2 separate regions of the Homo sapiens genome follow, and region 1 is linked to region 2. A link is a contact called in ENCODE Hi-C or POLR2A ChIA-PET data. All regions are on one chromosome and are shown on one strand. The core of a region is the stretch at or near the end of the contact, and the rest is flanking DNA. Distances in the headings are between cores, read along the strand shown. Region 1 overlaps TMEM120B (transmembrane protein 120B). Region 2 overlaps KDM2B (lysine demethylase 2B).

What was found. Hi-C counts contacts between places; a loop is a spot of excess contacts on that map. ChIA-PET counts read pairs that join two places held with the same protein, here RNA polymerase II (POLR2A). Pooled maps may share reads with other maps.
Region 1: a pooled map shows a loop between it and region 2 (2.4-fold over the local background). The contact joins two enhancer-like sites. A Hi-C loop is called at or near these places in 4 of 168 maps with a recorded cell type or tissue (CD4-positive, alpha-beta T cell, CD4-positive, alpha-beta memory T cell, naive thymus-derived CD4-positive, alpha-beta T cell and 1 more) and 9 of 50 pooled maps. POLR2A ChIA-PET finds 5 or more read pairs at or near these places in 2 of 52 experiments (CD8-positive, alpha-beta memory T cell and WTC11).

What each region holds. Positions count from the first base shown.
Region 1 is chr12:121,769,543-121,775,620 of GRCh38, reverse strand. It overlaps TMEM120B (transmembrane protein 120B), which reads right to left. Exons shown (of 12, transcript NM_001080825.2): 7 at 4,649-4,714; 8 at 4,072-4,133; 9 at 2,108-2,200; 10 at 899-963; 11 at 491-559; 12 at 1-12. Among named protein-coding and RNA genes, the nearest start is that of RHOF, 21 kb to the left of the region's middle. RefSeq lists silencers at 344-638, 2,290-2,339 and an enhancer at 5,027-5,539. Within about 2 kb of position 2,245, at least 14 of the 41 ENCODE cell types and tissues checked have a DNase peak (open chromatin) inside an H3K27ac peak, as active enhancers do.
Region 2 is chr12:121,511,074-121,516,334 of GRCh38, reverse strand. It overlaps KDM2B (lysine demethylase 2B), which reads left to right. Exons shown (of 23, transcript NM_032590.5): 10 at 2,933-3,059. Among named protein-coding and RNA genes, the nearest start is that of KDM2B-DT, 67 kb to the left of the region's middle. RefSeq lists enhancers at 43-549, 550-1,058, 1,551-1,660, 1,971-2,040 and a silencer at 2,258-2,551. Within about 2 kb of position 2,079, at least 5 of the 41 ENCODE cell types and tissues checked have a DNase peak (open chromatin) inside an H3K27ac peak, as active enhancers do.

The DNA.
Region 1 (6,078 bases), core at 996-3,495, 260 kb before region 2:
CAGTACGAACACCTGGGGGAGTCCAGAGAGGAGGGCGAGGCTGGGGCATCTGCCCTGCTGAACCCCTGCCCCCAGCACCCCAGAATCTCCAGCACAGCTGCCCCCAAACTCCCAAACTGCAGGGTTTTGCCATCGAAGGCAGAGATTCAGGAGACCTGGGGGAAGGGTGAGGCCTCAGGCTTGGGCAGGGCCTGGGAAGGGCTCGATGGGGCGAACCTCCTTGGGATCCACAGATTGGGAGAGGCTCCACCCCTAGCCCTTCCAGAAGCCTCCCGCCAAGCAGGCCCCCCACAACACCCCACACCTGCCAGCCCAGCCCGCCCCAGGAACCTCCCCACAGCACACCACACACACGCACACACCCCACCCCCACATCTGCCATCCCAGCCCTCCCCAGGAATCCGCACCCCAGCATGCCACACATACACCCCATCCCTGCCACCCCAGCCCTCCCGGGAACCTCCCCCGAGCATGCCCCCACCCCCCATACCTGCCATTCTCTGCATTCCTCGTGGCTGGAGAGCTCAAACAGCGTGACGGCATTGTAGAGCTGCCAGAACTGGAGAGGAAGGCAGGCGCTGCTCACCCACCAGACTCCCCTGGCCGGCCACGTAGAAAGCCAGGGTGATGGCCAGGCCCCTCACCCAACTTTGGGTATCAACTACCCACAACACTGACAGACACCCCCAAAATGAAATGCAGGCACCCGAGGCCAGGGCAGAGCTAGGTCAGTTCTGGCTCCTGCCTTGGCATCCCTGGGCCCAGAGGCTGCCCCGGCCCCAGGATGCTGTGGGCCCCAGCATGGGGACGGATGGAGAAGGAGGGCAAGGCCTGAAGACCTTCTGTTCCTGGGGGTCAGCCCAGACAGGAGATACCCACAAACTCCAGGGGGACTCACATGGCCACAGAAGAGGAAGGGCAGGAGAAAGGTGAGGCCCCGCCACATCCAGGACTGGAACCCTTCTGTGGAGAGGAGGGAAGAAAAAGGACCCGCTGAGGGGGTCCGCTGCCCCCACAGCTCCACCAGACGCCCACCCCCAGCCACACCAGTCACCCTAAGATGAGCCAGGGACAGTCACACATGCGGGGGGTCAGCCCTCACCTGTCATAGCTGGGTGGGCATTCACTATGACAATAGCAACCCTGTCACCTGGCCTGACTGCTCTCTCTCTTCAAGCCACCAAGAGCCAGGTGACAACACACAGACACTGGGCGCTATGTTGTTACTAATTTCTTTAATCTGCACAGGGTTTTGCATTTTATAATGAATTTTCACATGCATTAGTTCTATCGAGTCTTGAGACAGGAGGACCTACTTAGGAGAGTAATTTGATGGAAATGACTATGTCAAAAGACAGCAGAGTTGGCCAGGTGCAGTGGCCCACGCCTATAATCCCAGCACGTTGGGAGGCCAAGGTGGGCAGATCACTTGAGGCCAGCAGTTTGAGACCAGCCTGGCCAACAAGGTGAAACCCCATTTCTACTAAAAATACAAAAATTAGCCGGGCGTGGTGGCACATGCCTGTAATCCCAGCTACTCAGGAGGCTGAGGCGGGAGAATCACTTGAACCCGGGAGGCGGAGGTTGCAGTGAATAGAGATCGTGCCACTGCAATGCAGCCTGGGCAAGAGTGAGACTCCGTCTCAAAAAAAAAAAAAAAAAAAAAAAAGATAGCAGAGTTGTATTAAAAACAGTTTCCCCTGAAATTCTCAATGAGGTGTCTCCTCACTTTTCTGGCTGGCACTCCTATGGCTTCAGAGTGAGGCATGTCTCCCCCGTGTACATGCATTTATATACTTATACGTGTTGGTATGTAGACATGTTACACACAAATGGCTAATTTGTGTGTGTGTATTCTAGAACACACACAAAAAAATAGACACTTCCAGAGGCTGAGACAGAGGCCCTGCCCTCGGGGCCTGGTATGCAGCTGGCCTGGCACTTGGCAGCTGAAACAGAATCCAGGATGAATTCTGGAAGGCGCTTCGGATAAAGGGCAGCGGCCTGGCTCCGCTGTATGGGAGGTGCTCGCAGGGCTGCACTCCCGGTGTGGGGAGCTGGCAGGTCCAGTACCTGCCCCGGCTCCAACCCAGGCCCAGCTACTCACCCACTGTGAGATCCAGGTGGTTCCTCTCCCCCAGGGCCCGCAGCCGGTAGAGGCAGCCCCTCTGGTAATAATATTGCAGGAACTGGACGCAGCCTGCAGGGGGAGCACAGCACCTGGGCTCAGGGCCTGGTGTCCCCGGAAGACAGGGCCACACCTCTCTGCCCCAAGCACAGGCTGATGGGTCTTTACTGGGCAGAAGCAGAAAGGGTGCCCTGGTTACAACCCTCTCCCACGCCCACACACCACAAACAGACACACACACTCTGGTCTGAACCTGCTTTAGCCCTTATCCAGAACACAGAGAGAACACAGGTATGTGAGGACCCATCTAAGCCCCAACTAGATTTGAAACTTCTGGAATTTTCCATGCAGTAGACACTCAATAGATGCTTGCTGGAATGCAAGCTATGCCAGTGCTATGTTGGGAGCTCTGTGCAATGCTAAGACACAAGACAGAGTTCCATCCAATGGGATACTTCGTTGTTGCTAAAAATGAGGTGGTAATGACATGAAAAATAGCCATGATAAACTGTTAAAAATTCAAAAGGCAGGTTATAATAGTAAAGCTCTATGTACAGAAAGGTCCCATACTTGTAAAAGATACATAATGTAATACACACATGTATATACCTATTTATGAATAAAAACTTTTGAGAGGACATAGATCTTAACTAACGTCACCTCTAGGGTGGGCTGATATACAATTTCCATTCTTGGCTTTATACATTTGTATTTGTTTGCAAGCAGGTTTTAACTTAAAATGTAGGTTGTAGTATCTGAAAAGTCAATACAGCCAGGCGTGATGGCTCATGCCTGTAATCCCAACACTTTGGGAAGCCAAGGCAGGCAGATCCCTTGAGGCCAGGAGTTCAAGACCAGCCTGGCCAACTGGTGAAATCTCATCTCTACCAAAATACAAAAAGTAACCAGGCATGGTGGCAGGCACCTGTAATCCCAGCTACTTGGCAGGAGAATCGCTTGAACCGGGAGGTGGAGGTTGCAGTGAGCCGAGATCACAACACCGCACTCCAGCCTGGGTGACAGACAGAAACTCCATCTCAAAAAAAAAAAAAAAGAAAGAAACGGTACGGCGTGGTGGCTCATGCCTGTAATCCCAACACTTTGGGTGGCAGAGGTGGGTGGACCACCTGAGGTCAGGAGTTCCAGACCACCCTGACCAACATGGTGAAATCTCATCTTTATTAAAAATAAAAAAAATTAGCTGGGCGTGGTGGTGCGCACCTGTAGTCCCAGCCACCCGGGAGGCTGAGGCAGAAGAATCGTTTGAACCCAGGAGGCGGAGGTTGCAGTGAGCCAAGATCGCGCCACTGCACTCCAGCCTGGGCAACAGAGCAAGACTCCATCAGAAAGAAAGAAAGAAAGAGAGAAAGAGAGAGAGAGAGAAAGAGAGAAAGAGAGAGAGAGAGAAAGAGAAAGAAAGAAAAAGAAAGGAAGAAAAAGAAAGAAAGAAAGAGAAAGAAAGAAAGGGAAAGAAAGGCAATACACACATGGGATAAAATTTAAAGGGAACAAACAGGTTGGTGAAAAGTAAGACGCTCTCCCTGTCCCCAAGCATTCAAGCCCCCTTCCCCAGAGGCAACCCTTGGGACCAGTATACAAATCCAGAGCAATTTTCAGATGAGAAAAATAATATATATTTCCATTTGGAGGACTTATTTAGGACTGGAAAAAAGGCTGGTATCCCCAATGCTACTCAGTTCCCAAAGGTCACAGTTGGCAGGGTTCCAGCCTGGGGAAGGAGCAGGCAGTGCTGGGGGCTGGGAGGTGGGTGGAGCTGACCTGGGGCGGGGACAGCTCTCCTTCTGGATTTCTGGGACCCTCTCCCCCAGTCTGGTCTCCCTGCCACACAGGCAAGCACTGATTGATGTCAGCTGGGGCCCTCCCTTGGTGAAAGTCTCAGAAAACCATGTCCCTTCCCCCAAATCCAGGCAACAGTCACTCACTCTGAAAAATGGAAAATGCTAAGAACTGGTTGCGAAACTTCTGATAAATGGGTCCATTAGGCCTGGAGAGAAGGTAGGAAAAAACAAAGGTGGGGCCCACTATGAAATGAGACATTCCTCCCCGCCCCAACTCCATTCCAACCAGAAGAGGCGAAAAGGTGTATAAAGTCAAACTGAGGTCCAGACTTCCGCCCTTCTATCCCTGGGGCTGGGCGAGGTCATCCCATCTTCCTTTCTAGAAGCACAGGGGTCCACATGGCCGTGCAGAAGCGCTAACTCCCTGTGACCCCTCTGTCCTCCGCAGTCTCCTTCAGTGCCCAGCCTCACTCGCTCCCTCCAGCCTTGCAGCCCCGCTACCTCTGCCCTGGCCAGGGACACCCGAAACCATTCCCTGGAGAACCCCTCACGGGCTGGGTGGGGCCCGCGCAGCCCGGCGCAGCTGCAGGCTCATACTTTCTTTCCCAAGTTGGCCCTGGAGCACACCCCCCACCGCTGTCTGGATCAGCCCCCTCCCCATTCCCGGGCCCCAGGCTCTACTCCCTGGGAGGCTGGAGGGGCCCAGCGAGGGGCTACTCACCAGGTCAGCATCACTCCGGACAGGAATGTGGAGACGTAGTGGTGAGACACCCACCAGCCTTTAATTCTCGGGAGAGGGAGAGAACGGAAAGTGCTCAGGAGGGGAGAGCAACGCAGGCATGTGTCTCGCTGAGGCCCCACCTATGCAGCAGGGGTTACTCTGCACTCAGAGACGGCTTCTTGGAGTAAGAAACAGACTGGAACCCTGACCGTGCCCTCCTCTCTGTCCCACAGGGCTGCACCATCCCACACAAACCAGCTGCAGATTAGCCTGGACTCCCACTTGGGCTTCCAGTGGTTTCCAGCAACCCTCAGAGCACACCCCTAGCCTCACCTGCCTTCAAGCCTCACTCCTGTCCTCCCCACCTGGTCCTCTCCCCAGCACGCGGGCGCTCCAGGCACGGCTCCTGTCCTCCCCACCAGGTCTTCTCCCCAGCACGCAGGCCCTCCAGGAATGTGGGCTCTCCTAGAACCCGCCAAGCCTGCCTGCTGCCACCTCAGGGCCTCCTACAGACTGAATAGTGGCTCCAATTCCTGCACTGAAGCTGAGCCCCCCAGCACCTTAGAACGTCCGTGACTGTATTTGAAGACAGGGCCTTTGAAGAGGGGACTGAGGTAAAACAAGGTCACACTGGTGGGCCCTAGTCCAGTGTGACTGGTGTCTCTGCAAGAAGGGGAGAGACACCAGGGCTGTTTGTGCACAGAGAAAAGGCCACATGAGGACACACGGGGAGATGCCATCTGTGAGCCACAGAGAATGGTCTCAGGAGAAACCAGCCCCGCCAGTACCTCCATTCTAGACTTCCAGCACCAAACTGTGAGGAAATACACTCTGTGGCTTAGGACACTCGGCGGGCGGTACTTCCTACAGCTACACCCAGCGGGCTCACCCAGGGCCTTTGGACTTGCTGCTCTCTCTGCTCCAAGACCTTGACGTGCCTGGCTCCTCGTCCAAGTGCAAGCTTCAGACTAGCTGTCACCTCACAAAGGCCTCCTGACCGCCTTATCTGAACCAGCCTGATGGCCCCACTCGGATCACACTGCCCCACTTCACCTCCTTCATGGCATGGATCACTGTCTGCAATTACGTGCCTTTCTTCCTGTGATCTGCCCCCTCTCCCACCCCTATGTCACCTCTAGATTGAGCAGGGGTCTTGTCTCTATTGTTCACCAGTCTATCTGTGACCCTGGGTTCCAAGCAGCTGCTCAATAAATGTGTTGAATAAGCATGCATGTACACACACACACACACACACACGTTTTCTCTTTTCCAGGCAGGGTCTCACTCTGTCACCCTGTCTGGAGTGCAGTGGTGCAATCATGGCTCACTGCAGCCCTGACCTCCCAGGTCAAGCAATTCTCCCACCTCAGCCTCCTGAGTAGCTGGGATCACAGGCGTGCGCCACCACGCCCAGCTAAATTTTTTTTTTT
Region 2 (5,261 bases), core at 830-3,329:
AAGAAGGGAGACTTATCTTTCCCTCCTGAAGTGCAGCCCCCTCAATTTTTTTCCCCTAATTTAGAAAGATTCCCAGGTGGTCATGGTGTCCGAGCAGAATGGCTCGGAAGGTGTCAAAAAGATTTGAAAAGTCAAAACCGACTTCAGAGTTTTACCAATCAAGTCTCATGTCAGGAAATGTGGATGAGGTCTGTCCGTCCTCAGCTTGCTTTTTAAGTACTGGTAATTCGTTCCAAAATCTTTTGTCCGTTTCTCTTGAATAGAGGTGGGGCTGAGGTCCCCTAAACCCTTCTTCATAGGAAATCAAGGTTTGCTTCATGCCTAGGAGCCCCTCTTTTTTAAACTCCAGAGGGCACCGATCTAGTAACTATGAGAAAAGATGACTCTTCTCCCAGCACTGAAACTGGGGTTCTCAGGAAAGGAGCTGGAGCCAAGGAAACCGCTAGATGATGGTCCCCACTCCGTGCATCCCCCAGGGGGCTGAAGAGCATGTGGTGGCCATGATCCCATTCCAAAGCATTCCATCCATCAGAGGCAGGCAGAGCCCAGCACCCAGTGTGCAGGCGGAGAGAGGAGGCCCAGCAGTGGGAGGAGGCCTTGAGGCCAGGAGCTGAGTGAGAGCCAGGACTCTCAGAGACGCTGGGTTTGGGCCTTTTCCAGACGGGCACTTTGAGAAATGCAGCAAAATAGCATTTTAGGGCAAAAGGAGAACGGAGGTCTGCTTCTAGTTGTCTTTGTCCCAGATGGGGAATGTCACCTGTTTATTGTCAGCAGAGAGCAGGGCAGTGGAGGTGGGCAAGTGTGATTCGGGGAGGGTGGGAGAGTGTGATTAGGGGGTGGCAGAGTGTGGTTGGGGGTGGCGAGTGTGATTAGAGGGGGTGGCGAGTGCGATTTGGAGGTGGGGAGTGTGATCAGGGGGGTGGGGAGTGTGATTAGGGGGATGAGGAGTGTAATTAGAGGGGGTGGGGAGTGTGATTAGGGGGATGGGGAGTGTGATCAGGGGATGGGGAGTGTGATTGGGGGATGGGGAGTATGATTGGGGGCGGGGAGTATGATTGGGGGCGGGGAGTGTGATTGGGGGATGGGGAGTGTGATTGGGGGATGGGGAGTGTGATTAGGGGATGGGGAGTGTGATTAGGGGAGTGGGGAGTGTGATTAGGGGGTGGGGAGTGTGATTAGGGGGATGGGGAGTGTGATCAGGGGATGGGGAGTGTGATTGGGGGATGGGAAGTGTGATTGGGGGACGGGGAGTGTGATTAGAGGGGGTGGGGAGTGTGATTGGGGGTGGGGAGTGTGATTAGAGGGGGTGGGGAGTGTGATTGGGGGTGGGGAGTGTGATTGGGGGTGGGGAGTGTGATTAGAGGGGGATGGGGAGTGTAATTAGAGGGGGATAGGGAGTGTGATTAGAGGGGGTGGGGAGTGTGATTAGAGGGGGATGGGGAGTGTAATTAGAGGGGGATAGGGAGTGTGATTAGGGGGTGGGGAGTGTGATTAGGGGGTGGGGGGGTGTGAATAGGAGGGTGGAGAGTGTGAATAGGAGGGTGGGGAGTGTGATGGGGGGATGGGGAGTGTGAATGGGGGGATGGGTGAGTGCGATTAGGGGAGTGAAGATATTAGGGGCAGGGGAGTGTGATTAGAAGGTGGGAGAATGTAATTGTTCACCATCCAACTCCCTGAGTTCGCATAGGATCAGGGAGGGGAGGAGGGCTTTCTCGTCCCCGCAGACACCCTCTTGGCAAGAGAGCCAGGGAGCAAGGTGTGAGTGTGGGCATGTGAGACCATCGTGTGGCCTCTGCAGGAGAGGCCCCGTGTGGGTGTCAGGGACCTCTTTCCATCCTTGTGTTGGGTCCATCAGTGGCGTTGTTTCCTTCCCATCTTTCGGTGACATCTCATCTGTACAGACCCTGAACTGCCCCCCGTGGAATCTCCCGGGGCTCAGGCCTTTTGACAGTTCTAGTACACAAAGCTGTCTCCACCTTTACTTCCTCTTCTATGATAAACAGCCAACCAGCAACATGGCAAACCCCATCTCTACAAAAAATACAAAAAAACCCAGCCAGGCGTGGTGGTGCGCGCGCCAGTAGTCCCAGCTACTCACAGGGCTGAGGCAGGAGGGTCGCTTGAGCCCAGGAGGTCGAGGCTGAGTGAGCTATGATCGTGCCACTGCACTCCAGCCTGGGTGACAGAGGTGGGACAAAAGGGATCTCCTGCTCCAGACCCGAGATGTGTCTCCCTCAGCTCAGCATCACGCTGGTCTCAGGTCATACCTGGGACCTCTGTCAGAGGGAGCCCTTGTGGCCTTGCAGGCTGGGCAGTGCCAGACGGGTGTGGGGAGGAGCAGGAGATGGACCCCTTCAAGGCCCCACCCCTGGAGGTAGGCGAGGCCACACCCCCTCACTCTTATTGGTCCGCTGGCCTGGCCTCCCTCCCAACAAACAGGAGGAGGCTCCATAACCTGTCTGCAAATAGATAAGGCTTGGAAGTTGATTTCTGGTTTTCAAGCAGGAGGGAGGAACAGCAGAATCTGTGCAGGAATTTTCAGAAACAAGGAGGAACCTATGTCTGTTGTAGCTAGAATCAGGCAGCGGCTCCCACCTGCAGGTGCCCACACTCTCTGCAGGCAGGTCAGGGGAGAATTCTGTTTTTCTGCATCTCACGGGAGCATCAAGTGGCCCCCATCCAACCTCTGGGGCGTGCAGCTCAGGGACCTTTGAGATGAGGCGCTCATGCGGGCCTCGTCCTCCGCCTCATTTGTGCATGCTGCCGGCATCTCCCTTCCAGCACCCCACCATTTCTCCCCCGACCATCCATGCTCTCGCTAAGATGATGACAGTGACCCTCACCTGCAGGGAGCCTGCCCCGCACTTCTCTCCCTCCTTCCCCCTTCGCCCTCTGGAAACTGACCTCTGCCTGCCTGCGTCTTTGCTTTCAGGTGCAGCCCAAATTCCGTTACCCCTTCTACTATGAGATGTGCTGGTATGTCCTGGAGAGATACGTGTACTGTGTGACCCAGCGCTCCCACCTCACTCAGGAATACCAGAGGGAGTCGATGCTTATTGGTGAGTGAACCGGAGGGAGCCCACGGCCTCGGCTGCACAGCTGGGGCAGAAATCATTTTCTCAGTGGGGCCTGGAGACACTCCCTGAGTTTTGGGGATTCGTTGAATCAGTGTATTGGGCAGAATCCTAGGAACCCCTCAGGGGAAGCCATTCTTGCCAGTTTCCCACCTGGAATACAGAGTCCAAGAAAATGAATTCGGATCCCCAAAAGAGTCACGTGTGTGGCCTCCAGCCCATGGCTGTGTAGATGCAGGTTGGGGCCGCCCCGGGCTTGGCTGCTAAAACGGGATCACCCCACAGAGCAGAGAATCCTCGTTCTTTTGGCTCTTCCGTGGACACCAGCTGATTTTTCCTCCTGCACTGGAGGTTGGGTTTTTATCTATGTAAGAGCAGTCCTGTGAGATGCAGCCAGTCTCTGAAAACTCAAGGCTGTCTTTGAGGCAGCAGGAGGGGTGACCAGGGCAGGTGGTGCGGGCCTGGAGGAGCAGGAGAGAGTGTTTGGAGCCGCTGCAGCGCCCAGCCCTGCTGCCAGTACTTAAAGGGACATCATCCCCCCCGAACACGGCTCTGCCCTTGAATCTTGACTCACAGACGCCCGCCCTGAAGTTGGATCTGGCTGTGACTGCAAGCCCCGACCAGCAATCTAGAGGAAGAACGTGATTCCTCTCGGCTGCGTCTGAGCTGTTGTGGTGCAGGGGTTTTCCTGGATGATGTAGAGTCTGCAGCATCTCAGACACTGCATCTTTTTTTTTTTAACCAGGGGATAGAAAGATGAGACTGGTCTGTCTCCTTGAGGGTCTGCACAATTTTTCCTGCAGCCTCTAGGATTTTTAGATTCTTTTTTTATTTCCCCTTTACAGTAAGCCTCTTCCATCCCTTCCCTTATGCCCCATCCTTAATGACGTTCAGGGTTTCCAGGCTGGGCGTATGATGGGGAACCAGTGTTTCTGCTGGGGCCTTCACTGGGAAGTCTTTGCCTGTGAGGTCTGTCGCGAGCCTCATTCCCGCCTGATGATGTGATATTCAGGGGGTTGGAAAGTCCCGAAACCCTACAACCTGCCCTTCTGGAGCTCCCAGCCTGGTAGGAGAGAAGGGAAATGATCCTGAAATAGCGTGAGAGCCGCTATGATCACAGTAACTCCACGATCCCCCGGAGACAGAGGCTGGGGAGAGTGAGAGGCTTTCTGAGTGTCTGCAGTCCCCAGGCCAGAAGGCCGAGGGTTGGTTCTTTCACTTGGACATTTAGGGCAGAAGAATAATATTCCATTCGCAGGCACAGGAGGAAATCTCGAGGTGGTGCTTGGGTAATCAGTACCCACATCTTCCTTACGTTTTCCTGCCACTGTTTTCCCTCTGGCTCTCCCAGTCCATCTGCCAATGAGAAGGGGCAACGTGAGGGAGACACCCCCTCCATCCAGAGCTGCTGTGTGCCAGTGCCTGTGCCCAGGGATACCTGTGTACTCCGCACCACGGCTTTCTGAGGGTGTTTCCTTTGCCTTATATTTTTTAAGCAGCCCTATTAGGATATAGTTCCCATATCACACAATTCACCATTTAGGGTGTAGAATCCAGTGGTTTTTAGTCTATTCACAGATACATGCAGCCACTGCTGCAGTCAATTTCACATTTTCATCACCGCAAAAAGAAACCCGGGGCCGGGCACAGTGGCTCATGCCTGTAATCCTAGCACCACCGGGCGCGATGGCTCACGCCTGTAATCCCAGCACTTTGGGAGGCTGAGGCGTGTGGATCACTTGAGGTCAGGAGTTCGAGATCAGCCTGGCCAACATGGTGACACCTCGTCTCTACTAAAAATATGAAATTAGTTCAGTGTGGTGGCACATGCCTGTAATCCCAGGTACTCGGGAGGCTGAGGCAGGAGACTCGCTTGAACCTGGGAGGCGGAGGTTGCGGTGTGCCGAGATCGCGCCATTGCACTCCAGTCTGGCCAACAAAGTGAGACTCTGTCTCAAAAAAAAAAAAAAAAAAAAAAATTCCTAGCATTTTGGGAGGCCGAGGCGGGTGGATCCCTGACGTTAGGAGTTCGAGACCAACCTGACCAACAAGGTAAAACCCTGTCTCTACTAAAAAACACAAAAATTAGCTGGGTGTGGTGGTTCACCTGTAATCTCAGCTACTCGGGAGGCTGAGGCAGGAGAATCCCTTGAACCCAGGAGATGGAGGTTGCAGTGAGCTGAGATC